Linked DNA regions of Mus musculus: region 2 is linked to region 1. Evidence: chromatin loops called from intact Hi-C (ENCODE). Cell type or tissue: heart. All regions are shown on one strand. Each heading gives the region's core, and the rest is flanking DNA. Links, peaks and the distances in the headings are about the cores only.

Region 1 (4,688 bases), core at 394-4,393:
TGAGTCTGTGGGAGCAAGTGTGCATGTGAGTAAGAGTGTGAATGTAAGTATGCATATGTGAATGAGTATGTGTGGGGTGTGTGAGCATGTGAGTCTGTATGAGTGTGTTTGAATGAGTACATGTGAGAGTGTGTGATGTGTGTGTGAGTGTGTGTGTGTGTGTGTGTGTGTGTGTGAGTGTGTGGTGTGTATGAGAGTGAGTGGCGTGTGAGTGTGGAAGCCAGAGGACAGCTGGCAGGAAATACTTCTCTTTCTCCACCTTGTGGGTTCGGGGACTGAATTCAGGACGTTAGTCTTGGCCACAAGCACTTTTACCAGAGTAACCGTTTTGCTGGCTGAAATACCAGTATCTTAGAAACTGGTTCCAGCAGAATGAGCTCAGCCAGGGGCTGTCAAGTGTCAGACCTCAGGAGCAAATGGTGGTTTCTTTTGAGAATTTCAGTGGGAGGTGGACTTCAGCAAAGTCAAATAAAAATGATTCATGAACCTCACCCCACCCAGATCCAGTCATGCTCAGTGGCACTCCAGAGACTCTCAGCCCCAAGGTCAGATCCTCTCCATTCTCCATCTCCCTCCATTCAACCCCCTGGGTCACCTATCTATGGTTCTACCCTAGCACATACCCTCCCCATCATTTTTCTCTTTCTCTGAATCTGGATCTTTCCCCCACCCCCACCCCCTTCCCTTCTCCCTCTTGCTCCAGCCCACTCGCTCCTGGGCCTCTGCATGCTCTGGGTCTCATAAGTCCAGGATGGCCTTAAACTTGCTACGCACGCAGCTCAAGCTGACCCTCCTGCCTCTACCTCCCAAGTGATGGGATGACCGGCCCATGTCACCATCCCTGCTTTGTGTAATGCTGAGAATTGAACCCAGGACTTTGTGAATGCTAGGCGAACATTCTACAACTATGCTACATCCTCAACTCCACTGGGGGCTCTTAGAAAAATGCCTTATAAATATATGCCAGGTTCTTTTCTTCCCCAGGGCGCCTATTTGCTTGAAATGCCTCTCTCTCTCTCTCCTCTCTTTCTCCTTTTCTTCTTCTTCTTCTTCTTCTTCTTCTTCTTCTTCTTCTTCTTCTTCTTCTTCTTCTTCTTCTTCTTCTTCTTCTCCTTCTCCTTCTCCTTCTCCTTCTCCTTCTCCTTCTCCTTCTCCTTCTCCTTCTCCTTCTCCTTCTCCTTCTCCTTCTTCTTCTTCTTCTTCTCCTTCTTCTTCTTCTTTTTTTAAAAATAAGACAAAGTCTAACTGAACCTATAATCCACTTTTGTAGACAGGGCTAGTCTTAAACACACAGAGATTCCCTGCCTCTGATGTGAGCTTCCACACTTGCCCTAGAATTTTTTTTCAGCTGGTCCAAGCTTAAAAGTCAGAGGTGCCTTCCGATGACCCTTGCTGGCACTGTCTCTTAGACATGCCTTCCTCTTACATCACTTTCTGTCTTTCTTTGGTCTTTAAAAAGACCAGTGTTCACCAGCCAGGTTCCACCCTACCTACACTGAGCTGTCTTCTTCTGGGAGCCCACACTTCCTCGTCCTCAGCTCTTGCCTTACTTCCACACAGTGTTTCAAAGCAGATCATATATTTTGGCTTCTGGTGGTACCAGAGGCATAATGTTCTCTGTGGAGAGGAAGGCTGAATGGAGTTGGTGGCCCCTGTTCCTTCCCAGGCTCCTCCACATTTCCCCTCACCCCCAGAGGAGGTTCCTGGTCCCCCAGGGCATAAAGCACTGCAAGAAGTGGCTTAAGAATGGGGTGGCTCTTGGATGCTGGATGTTAGGGACAGCCCTGCATGGGTCACAGTTTCTTTTAAACTGTAAAGAGGAGAATTGTAGGACATAGTGGAGGGATGGATTAAAATCTAGCAAGTGACCAGGACAAACTGTGACCAGGCAGAGGCCCTGCCTCAGTGGGGGATGACCTGTACTATTGTCCCAGGTCACAAAACCCCACTAGGAAGGCCTCACCTTTAATACCCTTTAATACTTACCCAACAGTCCCTGACGGGCAGCTGCATGGAATAGGCATGCTTCACCACCAGGGGGCAGCACAGGCCCTCACATTGGCTTCCCTGGGGACCTAGCTGTCTTCTCACCGCCTAGAGTCCAGAGGCCAACTCCCCAGAGCCCGCCAGGCAGTTCTCAGCCCCTTCCCTAGTTCTCAAAAACTCCAGAAGGGACCCCACAACATCCTGGCCACAGGGACTGTGTCTGCTCAAACCACAGCAAAGATATCAGAGGCTCTGTGCTGTGGCGTTCAGGCCCCCTGGGTGTCTGACTGGCCTCCTAGCCTGCCTTTCTACATGCTCTGGCGTGAGCACACACCTTCTCCCAATGTACACTCATGCTGGCTCACAGGTTTGCAGTATAGCTCCTTGTGCACACACTCCTCCAGGACTCTTGGACAGGCCCTCAGTGTCATCACCAGGCTGCCCGGGCAGCATCCCCTCCCTGCTGAGGTGAAGGTCAGCAGGTTGGTTCCCCTTCCTGGTTGTATCTATCTTCTTCACCATGATCTTCCTCCCCCGGATGAAGCCTCCCTCTTAACACAGGACTCTCTCTCCTGGAGTGAATCCTTCTCAGGGTGAGTCCTTCCCCCAGGTTCTCCCCTAGAATGAGTACTTCCTCCTGCACAGGACCCTCTCTCCTAGAGTGAGTCCGTCTCAGGGTGAGTCCTCTTCGCCTGTGTCCTCCCCTGCAGTGAGTCCTCCCTTCGGACTCAGCTGCTTCTTCCTGGATAACTCCTCCCTCTCTGGGTCTGCCCTCCTGGAGTCCATCTTGGCAGCCAGCTCCCACAGATTTTCTTCAGTTGCTCTTACGGACTCACATTCCCCAGGAAGGCAGGGCTCACACTCTCCTTTCCTCACCCTGTGCCTCAGAGTTGCAGCTCTGGGGGCCTATGGCTGCCCTGGCTACAGGGTTTGAGCTTGCCCCTCCCAGCACCTATGCTCAAACCTGCCCCTCCTTGAAGCAACAGGTTCTGTGAGGTCAGTAGAAGCTCAGAGGCGTGGCCCTTCTAAATCTTGGTTGAGGGAAGGTGTGTGTGTGTGGGGGGCATTTGAAGGCCACCATTGTCAGTATAAACAGTGTTTTGGAGGCAGGATGCCAGTAATGGTGGCCTGCATACCCTAAGACATGCAGAGAGGGACTTGCTGTAGTCCCCCGCTCATCCTAACTCTCTGGATAAGGAAGACCCGGCACTTCGGTCCTCATAGTACCTTGGCTTTTCAGGGTCTCTGGTTGTCACTGTCTGTCAAATATCAAATGACCTATTTGTCCTTCAAGGAATAAAGCCCAGTGTCCAGAGAGAAAAAGAAGAGGCAAGCTCAGTCTGGGAGTGGAAATGGCCCTAGATCCAGAAGAGTCTTGAAGGGAGGCACGGCTCTAGGTGGCTGCAGAGTCCAATGTTGCATTTGGGGCCGTGTGGATCCTGCAGCCAACGGACATTAGACAGAACCTTTGTTTCAAGGACAGGGTCAGGAATGAAGTCCCTCTCTGGAAACCTCTATGCCCAGGGCCACTAGAACTGTGGCCTCAGGCACCCATTTCTGGGAGACTGGTGCCCTTTGGCCTCCAGGTCTGGGAGGGATTCAATTCTACGGTGATGAATGCAGTTCCCCAGTATTCATCTAGACTGAGGGTTGGGACAGACCTGTCCTGCTTGTGGTTTATGTCCCCGAGTCACTTGGCTGAGGGGCCGGAGCCAGGGTTCCCACAGCTCTCACTGATCCTGCAGCCCAGGAGGAAGGCTGACACACTAAGGGAAACAGCATCAGGCAGAGGGCCAGCACTGTCCCCACCACAAGTGGGTGGGGGACATCCAGGGAGTCCCAACAGGGCTGCCACCAGGGAGTTCTGGGATGGAGAAGAGGACAGTGTAGACAAAACCCTGGGGATAGAGACTTCTGGTGTGCTGGGAACACAGAGAAGCAAGTGTAACAGGAAGTGGTACCAGAGGGGGACTCAGATGACCTCTCTTGTGGAAAGCCAGCTCTTGGTAAAAGTCTCTTCAGTGCTTCCTGTCAGTTCAGCAGACTACCTGAGTCTGGTGTTCATAAAGAACAAAACTCTCTTCATCCTGAGGGCCAGGTCACCTGTGTGAGGGCCACTTGACAATCACATAGTCTTCAGGGTCCTGTGGGGGCTCAGCATCACCTGGAGGGAGGGCCAGACACCCCACAAAGCTCTCAGCACTTACTAGTGTCTAGAGTTCCCAGCCAGCCCTCTATTAACACGGTATGGGGCTGAGGTTTCCACACGGAGCCTTGGTGAGACACTCAAGCCATGTGTCTGGTGGACGGTCCTGCAAAGTGTCCTTCTAATCTTCTGACATTGCTGTCTTCCTTCGAGTGGTTCAGGGACCTTTGGGGCAGGCAGGGCCCAGTTCCTCAGTGTGACAGGGCTGGGCTGGCTCTGACTCCAGAGCCTCTAGGCAGGGCTGCACCTGACCAAACACTAGGAAGAGGAAGGGACAACTTAGCCCAGAGTCCCTTGGGGAATAGTGTCCTTGAGTTGGTTCCTAGAACTATGGACACTGGAAAAGCCCAAAGGCTGAGGCTTCTGGGAATTGCCTGTGGGAGACTGAGTGGCAACTGGGCAGGTAGAAGGTACCGCTAATGGCCTGTCCCCAGCCTACCTCTTCTAAGCAAGCACCTGGCCTAGTGCCCCAAAGGACCTGGCATCTTCCAGGCAC
Region 2 (4,688 bases), core at 385-4,384, 330 kb after region 1:
CCTGCTTTCTTCAGGGCCCTCTGGGACGCTCGTGTCGTCCCTCGGTGGGTCACGTGCTTCATGTCAGCCGCGTTTCTGTCTTGAGTTTTGTTCTCACGATGTGAAGTTGTCCATGTCTCCACTAGTTCCAGAAGTCCCCATAGGCAGCAGGGGGATAGGGTGATCCGTCCCATCTCACCCCATGCCAAGGCTGCAGCCCCTGGGAGCCTGGTTACTGCGGCACCCTTGGAGGGGTCCTTTGTCCTCCAGGTTCCTGGGTTCTCCTTTATAAGGTGGGCTCTGATATGTGGAAGGCACACTTTTTTTTTTTTCTTTTTTGGTTTTTCGAGACAGGGTTTCTCTGTGTAGCCCTGGCTGTCCTGGAACTCACTTTGTAGACCAGGCTGGCCTTGAACTCAGAAATCCGCCTGCCTCTGCCTCCCTAGTGCTGGGATTAAAGGCGTGCACCACCACGCCCGGCTTGAAGGCACACTTCTTTCTGCAGTTCTGGAGATAGAACTCCAGGAACTGGTCTGTGCTGGGCAGGGTCTGTATCTGAGTCTCCCTCAAATCCTTGCACACTTCTGTTCTAATTAGGAATTTTTCTTGTCACAGTGGGAACTCTGTCCCAGGGAAAGCTGGTTTGAGGAGGGTAAAACCCTGTAGCTGTATTCAGCCGTCCCTTCAGGCAAACCTTGAAGCCTGGAGTAGCTTTAACTAAACTTTACCATCCAGTTCTGATCCTGCTTCTGCGTCTCAGCTGAAGTCTACTGACCTTAAGTTTGTTTGTTCCTTTACGCTTTGGTCAATGTTAGATCAACAGGCCCAGATCAGAGGTCTGAACATGACGTACTGGACCAGTGCGCGTGTTCCCGTGATTCTAACCTAGCTGTCTCCTCTCTCGGTCATGCTCCTCACTGTCTCCCGTGGATCTCCAGACTATAAGACTGGTTTCGGAGGCAAATTTGGTGTTCAGTCCGAGAGGCAGGACTCCTCCGCTGTGGGGTTTGATTACAAGGAGAGATTGGCCAAGCACGAGTCCCAGCAAGGCACAGTTCCCCCCCACCCCCACCCCCCCACCAGCCCTTGCAGTGCAGCTGACTTGGAGCAGACTTCAGGGTTTACCGCAGTGCCTGTGACAGTTCCCTGTGCCGCCAGCTGCCAGCGATGGCCTCCACTCAAGTGTCATGCTAGAGCAACATCCCGGAGCTTGGTCCTTTTCCTCCCCCACCCCACCCCTGTTCTTTTTTTCCCTCCAGCCTTCTGGGTTGAGGTTAGGAGGCACTCTGCAGGCCAGGTTGGTATAGTATCTGCAGGGAACACCTCTGGCCTCATCGCTGCAGACCCCCAGCGCTGACTCTCTGACCCATAGGGAGTTGGGTTTGCTTCTCTCAGACCTGATGTTAACCACACACTGGGGTGGTGGAGAATGAAAGATGTGTTTCATGTGCTCCCTGTGTCTTTGTTTACAGAGGTGTGGATTTTTGTTGCTGTTTTTTGTTTTTTGTTTTTGTTTTTGTTTCTTTTTGGCCAGGTATACAAGGTTTTATGTGTGTGTTTGTTTTGGTTTTTGGCCACACGGACTTGTGTGTAGTATCTGTCTCCACCCAGAGCCTTACCCTAGTGCACACTGTGTGTGGCTGATACTGGCAGGTGGAGGCATGCCCTGGGGATCTCAGAAGCTATTGCAGTTTTTCTCTTTGAGAGGTCAGACCTGGTTCCCAGAGCCAACCTGGTTCCTAGAAGCTGAGCACCCAGGCAGAGGCCTGTGACTCCCTGGATCAGGGTGGACTGTGGGCTCCCAGATGCCATCAGGCCCAGAGTGAATGTACTTGGTGCTGGCCCAGCAGATTGTGTGGAGGTGGCCATTGGTTCCTGTGATGTCAAGGCTGCATGACTGTCACTTTCATGTGTTTGTGTGTGGCAGCAACAGACATACTTGTCTGGTGGCATTTCCACACAGAGTTTTTGTTTTGTTTTGTTTTTTGTTTTTTCTTTTAAAAAGCAAGAGAACAAACCACGATGGGGCCTCTAATTAGTGCCCAGTAGAGCAGGCGCCCAGGAAGCAGATGAGAATAAGGCCCTGGCTGGTGCGAAGACTGTGCTATAGAAGTGTGCACTGCAAAGGCCTGTCCTGTGTCCTCCCTCCTTGGCTTCCTTCCCGCTGGCCTGCCGCCCATCCCCTCCCTGTCCCCATTCCTGGAAGCATGCCCACACCTCTCCTACTCCCTGCCTGCACTGGGCACTGTGGTTAGACAGCTGGCTCTGCCAGGAGAGCCTGTCCTCGGGCAGCTTTCACGTCCCTCCGCTCTGGTCTGTGTCCCCGGGCTGTTTGTGGATCCATGCGCATGTGCCTGCCACTGCTCGCCCATCCTCAGCCTCACGTAAGTCTCACCTTTACCACCTTTTAGACTATGCCAAAGGATTCGGCGGGAAGTATGGGGTGCAGAAGGATCGGATGGACAAGGTAAGACTGGTGAGCCATGGTGGGGATGTCTTCCGAGGGCCGTTGGCTCACTACATGGAGGTCTGTCCAGTGACATTAGGTATATCATTCCATGGCTCTGGAGTGGCCACCTGGGAACCCTGCATACCTCATGTGGCACACTGTGGGTTCATTCTGTTTCACATGTGGGGCTGAGGCCAACCAAGCTGAGTACTTGGTCACAGCACAGCAGTTAGCAGGAGGGATCTTGGGTGAAATTGAGGCACTTGATACAAGGGTCTTGGGACCTATTTGACCTTTTTTTTTTTTCTGACGCTTTATTTATTACGTATACAGTGTTCTGCTTGCATGTGTGCCTGCACACCAGAAGAGGGCACCAGATCCCATTATAGATGGTTATGAACCACCATGTGGTGCTGGGAATTGAACTCAGGACCTCTGGAAGAGCAGCCAGCAAGTGCTTTTAACCTCTGAGCCATCTCTCCAGCCTGACTATTTGAACTTTTTTTTTGTTTGTTTGTTTGTTTTTTTTTTGTTTTGTTTTTTCGAGACAGGGTTTCTCTGTATAGCCCTGGCTGTCCTGGAACTCACTCTGTAGACCAGGCTGGCCTCAAACTCAGAAATCTGCCTGCTTCTGCCTCCCGAGTGCTGGGATTAAAGGTGTGCGCCACTACTGCCTGGCTTGAACTTTTAATTATTAGCAGAAAGCCAGGCAAAAACCAGTTCTCAGAATTGCTTAGTGGCCACATTTAGTCACTGTCTGTTACCACAGACGGGGGAACTGGACTACTTACTAGTCTTGTTGCAGTGGGCCAGCACCTGGGACATCCTGGGCCTTAGCCTGCCCTTTTTCACTTTTTCCTTCAGATAGGGTCCTGCTGTGCCACCCAGGCAGGCCTGGGACTTGAGGTGCTTCTGCCTCGGCCTTCGGGGTCTGGCATTGGTGGCCAGTGCCATCCTGTCCAGCTTTGTCTTTTAGTCATGAAAGCGTGTTCCTGTGGTAACAGATTGCTCCTTCTCTCCAGATCCCCTCATCAGCCTGTTGTTGCTTTTAATCAGTTCCAGAACCCTGTAAGGTCAGCTGTGAGCTGGTGAAAGTTGTTTTTCTAGTATGTCAGCCAGTGGTGGGGAAAGCTATTGCTAGACAGCTCTGTGGGTTCTCCAGTGGTCTGGCAGGGGCTGCTTTCCTCTGCCTGAGGTGAGCTGCATACTCTCAACTGCACAGATGCCAATGTTCCTTCCTGCCCTTGACTGTGGTCACACATGGCGTGCCTGGGTCATCCCCTGAGTTGTTCTTCCTTTAGACTCAGCTCACTGTGGTTGGCTTCATCCTGGGCATCTCCCAGGTCACCAGGGTATCTCACAGGAGACCCCTAGAGCAAAGCTGGTGGCTTGTGCTAACTGGCCCTGAGGAAGCAAGATGAACTGAGTTTAAGAATGATGATATGTAGTCAGGTGGTGTGCACACCTTGAATCCCAGTACTCAGGTTGCAGAGGCAGGCAGATCCCTGAGTTCAAGGCCAGTCTGATCTACAGAGAGTTTCAGGATAGCCAGGCCTTTACAGAGAAACCCTGTCTCCAAAACAAAAACAAACTCATTGTGTGTATGCATGTATATGTGTATGTGCCACCAAGTATACTTGGTAGTCAAAGGACAGCTTGTGTGAGTTGGTTTCTACCATGTGGGTCCCAGGGTTTGAACTCGGGACACTGGGCTTGGAGGCAAGTGCCTCTACCCAGTGAACCCTCTCACTGGTCCCTGGGCTGAGGTTTGAGGGCAGATGGTCAGTGACAAAGCAGAGGATGGGACAGGAGCCTGCTTTGGGAACAAGGTCATTGCAGATATGGAAGAGTGAGGGTGGCGATTCTATTTCCTGCTGTGGGGGAAGCCTATGGAACATTCAGCCTTTACTGAAGGAGCCTGAGTCCGGGCACAGCTGCACACACCTGTAACCCAGCACTCGACAGAGCAGAGGGCGGGCTTGGTGTGATTCCAGGCAGTGGTGGAGGCTTGCAGAGTTGGGGGACTTGGGTAGAGAAGATGAGAGTGATAAGGCCTTAGGCAGCCAGGATGCTGCAAGGCTGCCTCAGTGGCAGGGGAGGGCCATGCAGCATGCTGAGGGGCACCCCTCAGGGTTTTACCTCTGCCAGTTGGAATAGACTGAGCAAGGAGGCTGGGTAAGGTGGCAGGAGACCAGGTGTGTGGTGGCTGAGAGCCCTGTTGCAGAAGACATAAGGAACTAAGTGTGTTAGTCAGAGGCTG

What was found. Peaks named below come from ENCODE experiments on the same cell type or tissue, not always from the same donor. Only the 100,000 strongest peaks of a DNase experiment are listed, where the experiment ranks them.
Region 2: a loop joins it to region 1, with 2.5 times the contacts of the local background. A loop is called at or near these places in 1 of 42 quality-filtered maps.

The regions. Positions count from the first base shown.
Region 1 is chr7:144,773,615-144,778,302 of GRCm38, reverse strand. No RefSeq gene overlaps it. Among named protein-coding and RNA genes, the nearest start is that of Gm34964, 13 kb to the left of the region's middle. In heart, for the core only: a CTCF peak has its summit at 2,027 (motif pointing right); DNase peaks (open chromatin) are centred at 2,072, 2,711 and 3,802; H3K27ac peaks cover 1,826 bases; H3K27me3 peaks cover 3,152 bases.
Region 2 is chr7:144,447,318-144,452,005 of GRCm38, reverse strand. Cttn (cortactin) reads left to right here. Exons shown (of 18, transcript NM_007803.5): 11 at 918-1,028; 12 at 2,391-2,446. Among named protein-coding and RNA genes, the nearest start is that of Gm34561, 18 kb to the right of the region's middle. In heart, for the core only: no CTCF peak of the experiment used is centred there; a DNase peak (open chromatin) is centred at 2,185.